Regions from separate parts of the Homo sapiens genome. Here all the other regions are linked to region 3. Evidence: chromatin contacts called from ENCODE Hi-C or POLR2A ChIA-PET data. All regions are on one chromosome and are shown on one strand. Each heading gives the region's core, a stretch centred on a gene start or an enhancer-like site at or near the end of the contact. The rest is flanking DNA. Distances are from core to core; before and after follow the strand shown. Region 1 holds the start of UBTF (upstream binding transcription factor). Region 2 holds the start of GOSR2-DT (GOSR2 divergent transcript). Region 3 holds the start of MAP3K14 (mitogen-activated protein kinase kinase kinase 14).

Region 1 (3,928 bases), core at 1,392-3,891, 1.1 Mb after region 3:
AGCGAGAACCGGGTGCTGGGCTCCCCTCGCGGCTGCCCGCCGCCGCCGGGGGGCAGCGCCTGCGGCCTGCTTTCCTAGGGATGGCCGAGGCTTTTTGACAAGCTGATTGCGTGGCGGGGATTGGCTGGTCCGGGTGTGACGCCGGTAACAACAAAGGTGGAGTTGGAAGAAATTAGATTAAAGGAGAGGAAAAAAATTAAAGGGGGAGCTGGCATAGGACAGGAGGTAGAGACCGAGGGAGAGATGCGCCAAGCGGTGTCTCCCGGTTCCAACTCCCCCCACACCCGCCTCGACCCTAGAAGATCCCTCGCGCAAACCCACTGGGATTTTGCTCTTTCCCCTACCCCGGCCCAGTGACCGACGCCGGGGTAGCTGCTGCTTCTTGAAAAATCCCCGCAACTCCCACCCCGACACCCGTCACTACGACCCAGGGGGAGAACTTTTTGCTCGGACTCCTCGGATCCTAAACCCAGCGAAACGGGACATTGAGAAGCTTGTCCTAAAACCCGGAAGGCCCTTGCGGAGCATGGAGATCGGATAAGGCGGGGTGCTCCCCCGGTTTTCCGATGTGTTGCAAATCTAAGAGCTTCTTTCTCGCTTTTTTTTTCCCTGTAACTACCCCCCCCCCCTTTTGCTTCAGGGTTGCAAAAGCAAAGAGCAATTAAAAAAAAAAAACCGCGCACACACTCAGACACACACCAGTGGCGACAGGGGAGAGTTGGAAAGACGCAGGAGAGAAGCAGGAGGCAGGAGGCAGCGGGGATGGAGCAATGGGAGCGGGAAGCAGGCAGGTTTCCTTGCAAATCCCCCTCCGGCCTCACGCCGTCTCGCCGGCCCCGGCAGGGGAGCGAGGACCCCGGCGAACAGATGGAGGAGTGGAGCTCGCTCTAGGCAGCTGGGCTTGGCCGGAGAATGGAGGAGCCACCAAGCGACCGGCTGATTGGAAGAGAAACGCAGAGCGATGGAGGCGGGGTAGGAGGACGATTTCTCTGCGGGGACTGGCGGCGGCGTACACGCCCGGGTCGGGCGCTGCAGAGCTTGGCTGGCTTTCAACCCGCGCTCGCCGGCTCCAGCCCCGCGCGCCCCCACCCCTAGCCCTCCCGGCGGCTCCGCAGGTGAGTGCGAGCTGGGGGCAGAAATATCCAAAAGTCTCAACATGCCCGCCCTGCAAAAAGAAAAAAAAAAGACGAAAACCATTTTTCTTTAAAAAAAAAAAATTTTTTTTGTGCAACCCCTAGAGCAGTGGGAGGGAAGGGGTGAGGCTGAGCCGCCCGGAGGAGGCGGAGGGGCCAGGCGAGGCCGGGGTGGCCCGGGAGGCGGCGGCGCCGAGGCGGCTCTGACGGGCAAGCGCTCGGAGCGGCGCTGCGCTGCGCCGAGGCGGGCGGGCGGGCGGGCGGAGCGGGGCGGGCGGAGCGCGGCGCGTGGGGCTCGCCATTAGCCGTCGCTCCGCTTCGCCATCTCGGGCTTTGTCTGGCGACTCGCTGCCCCGGCGTCGGCTGCAGCGGAGCTGCGGCTCGACTGTTCGGCCCGCCGTGCTCCCAGGTGCCCCCGGCCTGCGCTCCCATCCACACGCTCGGTAAGTGAGCCCGGGAGCCGCGGATTTCGGGGGAGAGGGGTTGCTACGAGTGGCGGCGGCGCCGATCTTCATGCGCCCGGGCAGGCCTGGAGAACCATGCCGGGCTGGATTGAACCGGCTCCCACAGCGGCCCCTCCGCCGGAGCCCGTCGTTCCCTTGCCGTTTCCGGGGTGTAAAGAGCAACGGGGATTTTTTTTTTTTAATGCAGAGGTTTTAGTTTTCGGGTTTTTTTTTAAGTTTCGTATGTGCCGTTCGGCAAGGAGAGGACCGCGAGGTAGGCACCGAAGCTGGACGCCGCGATCGGCGTGCGTGCGCCCCAAACCAGCGGCCACGCTCCGGGGGATGAGGGTGGGCGCGGACCGCTCGCTCCGGGAGGCGGGAGAGAGCTGGCCTGGAAGCCCTAGTCTGAGCTGGGAGAACTTGGGGGAGAGCTCCGGAGCAGGGCTGTGGGCGCCCCCCGAGCCTCCCCGGACGCCGGGGGCACCTCCGGGCACCCTCTCCGCGGCCGCACCTCGGCCCTCCCTCGCCGGCGAAGCCTGCTAGTTCCCCCGCGGGTCTGGCGAGGTCGCTCTCGGCGCCCGCCCGCCCGCCTAGGCTCCGAGCCCCGCCGCCATCCGGGCGGCTGCGTGTCTCCCTGCCCCGGCCCCCCCCCCCTTCCCCGGCGGCGGCAGCAGCAGCAGCAGCAGCCGCCGCCGCCGCCAGCACCACCACCACCACCCCCCTCCCCTCCTTCCTTCCCTCCGCCTCGGCCGCCCGGGTCCCCCCAGCTCCCGCCCCTCCTCCCAGCTGCCCCCCGCGGAGCCCGCCCGGGCAGGCTGTGGGAGGGAGCGGAGCCGGCGAGGCGGGCGGGCTGGCGCTCGCTCCCCGGGGGTCGGTGTGCGCTCTACGGGGAAGGACGCGCTCGCTGCCCCGCTTCTCCCGCCCCCCCTCCCGCTCCTCCTCCTCCCTTCTCCCTCCTCCTCCCCGCTCCGGCGGCTGAGGCTGCGGCGGCGGCGGGGGGTGTGCGAGCTGAGGCCGGGGCCGGCGGCGGGCGGGCTGCCTGCAGGCGGAGGGCGCTGTGCTTTGTGCTTTTCGCCGCGAGGAGCAGCAGGCAGCAGCCACAGCCGCCGCCGCCGCCGCCGCCGCCACAGCAGCAGCAGCCGCCGCCCCAGCGCCGCCGCCTCGCCCGGAGGAGGAGCCGCTGCCGCCGCGGGAGGGAGCTGCGGCTGTGCCCGGCCGAGCGGGGGAGGGCGCCGCCACTCAGAGCCAGGGAGGGAGCCGCTGGAGCGGGAAGCCCGGAGGCCGCGCTGCGCCGGGTAACCGAGGCGGCTGAGGACGCGCGCTGGGGTCGGGGCCGGACGGCGGGAGCGAACCGCGGGGTGCGGTGGGCGCCCAGCGGGGACCCGAAGCGACCACCGAGCAGGCGACCGGGCGCGAGCAGACCAGGGCACTTGGGAGGACGCCGAGAGCCGGGGGAGGGGAAGGCAGGAAGCGAGGCCTGAGCCGAGCCCCGGCCGCTGGCGGAGGAGCCCGCGCTTCTCGGAGCCGGCAGGCGCAGTTCTCCCCGGCCGCCGGAGGGGGCGGCGGGGCCGGTGAGCGCTGCGCCCCCGCCTCCCGGCCGCCGTCCTCCCGCCCTCTCCTTGGCTCGGCTCCCCGGAGGCCGGGGCGGGGGCGCCGGCGGGGCTGGGCCGCAGGCTCGGGGGAGGAGGCGGCGGTTCCCGCCGCGGTCGCGCCTCTGTGCCGGGCTCCTCCGTGCGCGTCGGGGTGGCTGGGCGGTGGCGGCGCCTCTGGCCGGGGTGGGTGGCTCGGGGGCGGGGGGCAGGCTAGGCCGCTTCTCTCCGGCTGCTTGCCCGCCTGTGCGGGCGGGGACGGCGAAGGGAGCCCGGGAGGGGGGAGCGGCGGGAATCCGGATCCGGTCCCCGGGGGCGGTGCGGCCGCTCCGCTCCGGGGCTGGCGGCGGCTGCGCTGCGTCCGGGTCCCCGCCGGGTTGCGGAGGCGGGGGGAACCGGCCGGGGGGAGGCGGGAGGAGGAGACTGGGGCGCGTGCCCGCTTCCGTGGCCGCGCGCGCCCTTTACCCGCCCTTCCTCTTCCCCCGCCCTCCAGCCTGGGGCCTCCCCGGGGCGGGCGCTCCGAGGAGGAGGAGATTTTTTCTTTTTTTTTTTTTTTGGCTGGGGTTGGGAAGCGGGGCGGAGGGCGGGCGCTCGCTGCACGCGGGAGCTAGGAGCAGGCCCTCGCGTGGCCAGGGGAGGGCGCGCGCCGCGGAGCCGGGCTGCAGGGGCTGGGGGAGGGGGTCACGAGGAAGAGGAGGGGCGCACTCCCATTCCCATAGACCCCTTAAGTCTAATAAGGTCATGGCTGAGTCTCTCAGAGTGT
Region 2 (3,801 bases), core at 10-2,509, 1.6 Mb before region 3:
AGAAATGAAGTGCTACTGATTAACAGGCACACTGGGATGATGAAAAAGTTCTGGAAATGGATCGTAGTGATGTAAGTTGTGAATGTACTCAATGTCACTGAATTGTACACTTAAAAATTGTTAAAACAGTAAATCTTATGTTGTGTATATTTTACAATAAAAAATAAAAATCATAAAATTCCGTCCCTCCAAAACAGGGTAAAAATCATAATTCTGCCCCCCGCCCCCAAAAATAGGGTAAGTATGGCCCCATTAATACTCAACTACGTATCTCAGCAATTCCGAAAGTGCAGGACGATGCGAATAAAGGACACTACCAAGGAATTTAAGTTATGAGAAACTAAATTACAATTTGATTTTCTTAGCGATAACCTGTAACCAGATACGATTAACAAGTAATAATAGTGAATGCTACGTGGACAGCAATTTCTTTGTACCATAAAAATGTGGTCTTTAGTATAAATCGAATAAGAATACAAATACTTTCCCGTACGTGCCCTGACTCTCCAATTAAACAGTACACTCCTACGGCCAGGGGCCGTGTCTCCTACTCCGTGTCTCCTCTCGAGGTCTACCAACCAGGAGCACCGAGTTGACAAGTGCTGGACAAAGTTTTATAACCTGCAGGTGCCAGTTTCCCGTCACCCAGTCTACCCAGCAGGTAGTCACGAACTTGCAGACCCCAGGAGTCATCTGCCCCACGTCTCCAGGCCCCAGCCTGAACCCACTGTCTGTGGCTGACCTGGGAGTCCCGCCAAGGATTAAGCACTTCGGAGGCATCCCCAGCAGTGCCCTGGCGGAAAAACTCGGCCTCTACCCTGGCTGACGTCCGAGGCCTCAGCCCCAGAAGCCAGGCTCACCTGGCCTCGCCTCGTCTAGCCCCTGCCCGCTCCCCGACCGGCCCTCACTTGTGCGTTTGCTGGAACAGGGGATCCATGTCGCCGGCCCCGCAGGCCACGGCTCCGGCTCTGGCTTCCTCGGAACACGTCCTCACAGCCCCCCTTCCGGTTTCCGGCTTCCGGTCGCAGGACCCTCCCTCCCCTGCCGGCCAGGGCTGCCCGCACGCGCGCCTTACTAGCAGTGGTTGCGAGATCGGAGAAGGGGAAGGAGAAATGAGGCCGGCGACGGAAGGATAAGTGTAGTCACAGGCTCGGCTTCACGTGAAGGGCAAGGCGGTGTACATGTTCGCTGAAGGCTAGCCTCAGGATTCAGTCAGGCGTTAGGAAGGACAATCGCGGGATACTAACGAGAGGTCCTCAGAGCAAAGTTGAAGGCGAGCCGCTATCATCTGCTGTTCTCTGCCGCAGAGAGGACTGGAGGTTCTTGCTTGGCTTCACTTTAAACCATTTAATCGGGGGTCTGGAGATTTCGCTCTTCACTGTTTTTCCTGGCGCAAGCTTTTCCTGTTTCGCATTTGTCTACTCACTCTCCCGCCTATCTACCCCCCATTCCTATTTATCCATCCAGTAAACCTACATTGAATGAGTGGTTATTATGTGTCATGTGTAAAGTAGGGAAAACCGGGTTCCTCCTGCCCTCAAAGAGGTTCTGGTCTGGGAAAGGAAATAAGATATGTATACTCTCAAAAGACAAAATTACAAGAAATGTAGTTATAGATTTTTTTTCTTTATTTTATTATTTTTTATTATTATACTTTAAGTTCTAGGGTACATGTGCACAACGTGCAGGGTTGTTACATATGTATACATGTGCCATGTTGGTGTGCTGCACCCATTAACTCGTCATTTACATTAGGTATATCTCCTAATGCTATCCCTTCCCCCTCTCCCCACCCCACAACAGGCCCCGAAGTGTGATGTCCCCCTTCCTGTGTCCAAGTGTTCTCATCGTTCAGTTCCCACCTATGAGTGAGAACATGTAATGTTTGTTTTTTTGTCCTTGCGATAGTTTGCTGAGAATGTTGGTTTCCAGCTTCATCCGTGTCCCTACAAAGGACATGAACTCATCATTTTTTATGGCTGCATAGTATTCCATGGTGTATATATGCCACATTTTCTTAATCCAGTCTGTCATTGTTGGACATTTGGGTTGGTTCCAGGTCTTTGCTATTGTGAATAGTGCTGCAATAAACATACATGTAAATGTGTCTTTATAGCAGCATGATTTATAATCCTTTGGGTATATACCCAGTAATGGGATGGCTGGGTCAAATGGTATTTCTAGTTCTAGATCCCTGAGAAATCTCCACACTGTCTTCCACAATGGTTGAACCAGTTAACAGTCCCACCAACAGTGTAAAAGTGTTCTTATTTCTCCACATCCTCTCCAGCAGCTGTTGTTTCCTGACTTTTTAATGGTCGCCATTCTAACTGGTGTGAGATGGTATCTCATTGTGGTTTTGATTTGCATTTCTCTGATGGCCAGTGATGATGAGCATTTTTTCATGTGTCTGTTGGCTGCATAAATGTCTTCTTTTGAGAAGTGTCTGTTCATATCCTTCGCCCACTTGTTGATGGGGTTGTTTGTTTTTTTCTTGTAAATTTGTTTGAGTTCATTGTAGATTCTGGATATTAGCTCTTTGTCAGATGAGTAGATTGCAAAAATTTTCTCCCATTCTGTAGGTTGCCTGTTCACTCTGATGGTAGTTTCTTTTGCTGTGCAGAAGCTCTTTAGTTTAATTAGATCCCATTTGTCAATTTTGGCTTTCGTTGTCATTGCTTTTGGTGTTTTAGACATGAAGTCCTTGCCCATGCCTATGTCCTGAATGGTATTGCCTAGGTTTTCTTCTAGGGTTTTTATGGTTTTAGGTCTAACATGTAAGTCTTTAATCCATCTTGAATTGATTTTTGTATAAGGTGTAAGGAAGGGATCCAGTTTCAGCTTTCTACATATGGCTAGCTAGTTTTCCCAGCACCATTTCAAAAACGATGGTTAGATCCCACGAAGTAGGTGGTAATGCCTTAACCGTATGCGTGTTGTCAGGCCCAAGGGCCTCTTCCATCCTTGTCAAAGGGAGTGCTAACCTTCTCTCCTTTAATACAACACAGTTACAGATCTTAACTGGCTATTTGCGATTCTAGCACCAGGCAACACCTTATTCTATAAAATAGAATGAGTATTCTGATGAGCTGAGCAGAGGAGATTATCTTTATAGACAGAAAAGGGCTGAAAAAAAAAAGCAGAAACAAAGAACAAGTTTCAAAGTTATTTTACTTGTATTGGTTAAGGCAGAAGGGACTTCCTTTATCATGGGGATATGGCTATTTTCCCTCTCTTCTGATTTCTCCTAAGGTCAGATGAGCAGCTTAATTTTGGCTTTGTGGCTTGGAACTTTAGCATGAGTGACTCTATTTTGGTTTGGCCTGTTGCGCCTAGTGCAGGAGCTCAGTCCAAACCAATGGCTTTCTATGAATTTTATTTATCAAGACAAACATTCTAGAAGGTAGAAAATCCAAAGAGATTGAGCTGAGCTGGGGGTCGTCTCTAGGAGGAGATTTAGGAGAGACTTAATGAAGGGGTGGCATTTGAGCTGGGACTGGGTTTGGACACTTCTCTGTCTCCACATAGGCTATCCCGTTTCCATCCTCCAAGCTTATCTACTATTCCTCCCAAGGCAGGAGACATTCTTTTCTTGGACAAGTTGATACTTCTCTTTTCCTGGATCCTGGATCCCACCCAGTTTTGTGTCCCAAGAGACTGTCCACCCATGTACATTCTTTTCCTAAAATTATTTTTTTCACTTTTTCTATAATTGAGCATCTACAATGTACCATGCACAGATACTGGAGATAGGAACACAAGCAAGACACAGCCCTAAAACCTCCCATATCTCTCATGGTC
Region 3 (3,633 bases), core at 880-3,379:
AGGGAACCTGGGCAAAGTACAGAGACACTGGGTGTTTTAAAGAAGGAATAGTGAAAGAGAGAGAAGGCAAAGGCAAGCCAGGGAGTGTCTGCAGACTCTGGAGGTGTGCCCACATCTTTCCTGAGAAGTGGTGTGCCCAGAGGCAAACAGGTGGTGGGAGAGGCAATAAGGGCATCCAAGATTGCCGATACCAACCTGTACATCTGGCCAAGCTCTGCCTTTCCCTGAGTCACTGAAATGCAAAACCCTAGGGGTGGAAAGAGATTTGGGGGCCACCAGTCCAGCTTCTTTCTTGTCTGCCATCTCCCAGCTAGTCAGTGGCAGAGCCAGGGTGGGCGCCAGAGACTGTTTGGCTCTAAAGCACGGACTCTACGGGAGCCACAACCTCAAATGCTCCAGGGGCCAGACAGGTGACATAAGGTTAGATGGTTGGGTGGCGGGAACTGTAAGGAACCGCAGGCTCTGCTCTAAGGCATTCAAATTCAAATTTAAAAAAATATTGGGCCAGCCAAACAAAGCATATTTCTGGCCTGGGTGAGTGAATGAGGCCCTCAGGTTGTGAGTTTTTGACCACTGCCTAAATAAATGGTCTTCCCTATTCCCCAGCAGAGATGACTGTTTGGCACAGATATCCAGAAAGAAGAGTTCAGCTTCGGACTGTCTGCAAAGTAGTCTCAAGCAGATGGTGGTCTTTGCTCAAACACTTCCAGAGATGGGGTGTTCCTTACTTTTCAAGACAGCCTTGGGTGGGGCCTGCCTATCCCCGGACTAGAGCCACTCACCACACCTACCATGGACCCTTCATGGAAGTGGGATGCCCAGGGTAGGAGTACATCTTTTATTTTGCAATAAAAAAAAAAGTTTGGATTTTTTTTTTAAAGGACTGCCTCACTCTGTTACCCAGGCTGGAGTGCAGTGGCACGATCATGGCTCACTGTAACCTCAGACTCTCAGCCTCCCCTCTAGCTGGGACTGCAAGTGCAAACTACCACGCCTGGCTATTCTTTTATTTTTTTGCAAGGACGAGGTCCTTGCTATATTGCCCAGGATGTTCTCCAACTCCTGGCCTCAAGCGATCCTCCTGCCTTTGCCTCCCAAAAGCGCTGGGATTACAGGAGTGAGCCACCGTGCCTGGCCTGGAATTTATTACAAATAAAATACAAGCTCAGTGTGGAAACACTAGATAATACAGAGGGGCAAAAGTTAGAAAAAGTTTCTATACCTTCCCTACTCCCCACCCCCGACCCCCATTCAGAAAGAAGCACTGTTGACACTTCAATGCATATTCTGAACTCCAGGTCCTTTCTTTGCATACATCAAGCTCTCATCCTCTTGCTGGCTCTGTGGTCTGCAAACCCAGAGAGCAGATGCTTTGCTCAGCGCTCGTACCACGCCACGCACCCACATGCTCTCTTTGTACCTGGGTTTCAACCCACAGGTCGGGCCCCTGTAAGCCCTTGGCTCCCCAAGCTTCTCGAGGGCAGGCACTGTAACCTTCTTTACTCATTCCAGGGATTCTACAGGACCAGGCACACGGTAAGAGCTCAATAAAAACGTCTCTACCCCCACCACCTCCCGCCTCAGCCGCCACCGCTTGGCAGCAGAGAGGAAGCGGAACGCGCGCGACCCACGAGGGAGAGCGCCTCGCTGTCTCCAAGGTAACCGAAGTCAGTGGCAGGGAGTGCCCACGCATGCGCACACTCGCCCTTCCTTCCCGTAACCTCGAGAACGCAGCTGGTAAGACTGCCAGAAGCCGAGGGCGCATGTGTGGTTCCACCAACACCCTAGTCGCCTCCGCCTTCTGTCAGTCCGCCCGCCCAGCGATCTCCCTTCTACAAACATCGTCCGGAAATAGTGCCCATTTCTGGAAACCAGGCCTCGTTAACCAATCGTTGCTAGGGAGCGGGAAGACGGGCTTGCCGGGACGACCGTCTCATTGGTTGGCGTAGGGGAGTGGGCGGGGCCACGGGTCGCGGTGCGGCCAAAGAAAGGAGGCGCGAAGCGAGGCAAAGTTACAGCCTCCGGGGGAGGCGTGGCCCCGGGGGCGGCCGAGAAGGCGAGGGGGCGGAGCCCGGGACCGGGGCGGGGCGACCACGGGCCGGGAGCTCAGCGGTCGGCGGCCGGCGGCGGGAGATCGCGGGCGAGCGGAGCGCAACACTCGCTTGGTTGGGGAGATCGGCGCTTGGCCGGTAGGTGACGGGGCGGGACCCTGGGGCCCGGTGCGAGGCGACCAGGGAGCGGCTGGGATGGATCGCCTCTCAGCCCCGGGCTGGGCTGCGGCCTGGCCCCTCGCCCCGGAGCAGTGGGGTCGGCGGCCAGGCCAGCGCAGTCCGACGTACCCCGTCCAACCCACTCGCAGCGGTCCGCGGGCGCGCCCTCGCACGCGCTGCCGGTGCCGCGCTCGCCCCGGGCCTCCAGGCCGCGCACTCCTGCTGGCCACACGCTGGCTCCGAGCGCGCGCAGGGGCCGCCTGCTTCCCCTTCACTAGTGCCCCGCGCCGCCGCCAGGCCCGCCCGCCTGCTCTGCGCCCCAGTGCCCCCAGGATGGAGCTCGCCTGCCGCGGGGCGGACGTGTCTCCTGCAGGAGTGCGCCCTGGCATCTGCCCTGGCGTGAAACCCTCCCGGCCTTTCATGGGAAGTTCTCAGGTCACACCTCAAGGCGGGGAGCAGGAGCTAAGCCTGTCCTCAGCATGCAGCGGGGCAGTGCTGGCCGCCCGCAGCATCCTCCCTCCGCCCTCGGACCCCAGTCCTCCTCTGTAATTCTTCTGGGCTCTCCAACTCGGGACTTTATCTGTCGGTTCAAATATAACATTCCCATCTTGGAAACCCATCGTGGCCCTGGCATCTTGCAGCCACTGGGCACCAGGCAGAGAGGGGCCACTTGTACGTACGTTTCCCACCTGCCCGGGAGCCTCCTTAGTGCTGGGTAGCTTCAGAAAAAGTGTTTCCTTCCTAGTCGAGGTTAAAAAGTTGCTCTCGGCCCTAAAGGGTGGACTGGAGGTATGAATGAGGGAGAGGATAAGTGGTGAAAAGGTACATACATCAGCAAAGTAAATGGTAAAACTACTTTTGATCGCTGGAGACAATGAACACCAATGACTTAATTAAGGACTTTAAAAGCACATGAAATTAAATGATTAGAGTGAGGTCATGATATAAAATAGGAGTCTGGAGTTTATTCCAAGAAAAATGTTGGAAACCCCTTGACTAGAAACATGGTCTTTCTGAAAGATTAGAAGGAGACAGTATCTTAACATTAGTGATGTGTTTTTTGCTTAGTGTCTTCATACCTGTGAGCTCCGTTTTCCTTCAGATGGCTGTGTGGTAAGACAGATTGTAGTGTCTTGTTTTATGGGCGAGGCACCTGAGGCAGGTGTGTATGAGGGAGTGGGGGTGGTATATATCTTGCCTGATGCCTCATAGCTGGGACTAAGGATGGGTCTTTCCCAGAATCCTAGATCAGGACCACATTATAGAACTGAGATGCAGAAAGGAGGGAGAAGTTTTTGGTGTGGTTTTTATGCTCTTAATGTGAGAGGACACTTAAAAAGTGCTTGCCTTACTTTGGTTGTGTTTGGATTTACTCTTGGTGTTTTTTAAGTGATATCAATCAGTTTCTTTGGAGCGATGCCAG

What was found. Hi-C counts contacts between places; a loop is a spot of excess contacts on that map. ChIA-PET counts read pairs that join two places held with the same protein, here RNA polymerase II (POLR2A). Pooled maps may share reads with other maps.
Region 1: a loop to region 3 is called in a map of naive thymus-derived CD4-positive, alpha-beta T cell, with 4 times the contacts of the local background. The contact joins the promoter of UBTF here to the promoter of MAP3K14 in region 3. A Hi-C loop is called at or near these places in 1 of 168 maps with a recorded cell type or tissue (naive thymus-derived CD4-positive, alpha-beta T cell), 2 of 37 single-sample maps with no recorded cell type and 11 of 50 pooled maps. POLR2A ChIA-PET finds 5 or more read pairs at or near these places in 2 of 52 experiments (CD4-positive, alpha-beta T cell and H1).
Region 2: a loop to region 3 is called in a map with no recorded cell type, with 9 times the contacts of the local background. The contact joins the promoter of GOSR2-DT here to the promoter of MAP3K14 in region 3. A Hi-C loop is called at or near these places in 1 of 37 single-sample maps with no recorded cell type and 2 of 50 pooled maps. POLR2A ChIA-PET finds 5 or more read pairs at or near these places in 1 of 52 experiments (naive thymus-derived CD4-positive, alpha-beta T cell).

The regions. Positions count from the first base shown.
Region 1 is chr17:44,218,388-44,222,315 of GRCh38, reverse strand. It overlaps UBTF (upstream binding transcription factor), which reads left to right and starts at 2,641. Exons shown (of 21, transcript NM_014233.4): 1 at 2,641-2,871. All of the region lies in intron 1 of ATXN7L3-AS1 (ATXN7L3 antisense RNA 1), which reads right to left. RefSeq lists silencers at 1,205-1,424, 1,935-2,624, 2,751-2,915, 2,675-3,694, 3,745-3,914 and 1 more and an enhancer at 1-490.
Region 2 is chr17:46,920,329-46,924,129 of GRCh38, reverse strand. GOSR2-DT (GOSR2 divergent transcript) reads left to right here and starts at 1,259. Exons shown (of 3, transcript NR_186460.1): 1 at 1,259-1,319. GOSR2 (golgi SNAP receptor complex member 2) reads right to left here and starts at 970. Exons shown (of 6, transcript NM_004287.5): 1 at 909-970. The coding sequence starts at 937. It also overlaps a transcript of LRRC37A2 not described here and the pseudogene RNU6ATAC3P. RefSeq lists an enhancer at 270-994.
Region 3 is chr17:45,315,516-45,319,148 of GRCh38, reverse strand. It overlaps MAP3K14 (mitogen-activated protein kinase kinase kinase 14), which reads left to right and starts at 2,129. Exons shown (of 16, transcript NM_003954.5): 1 at 2,129-2,189.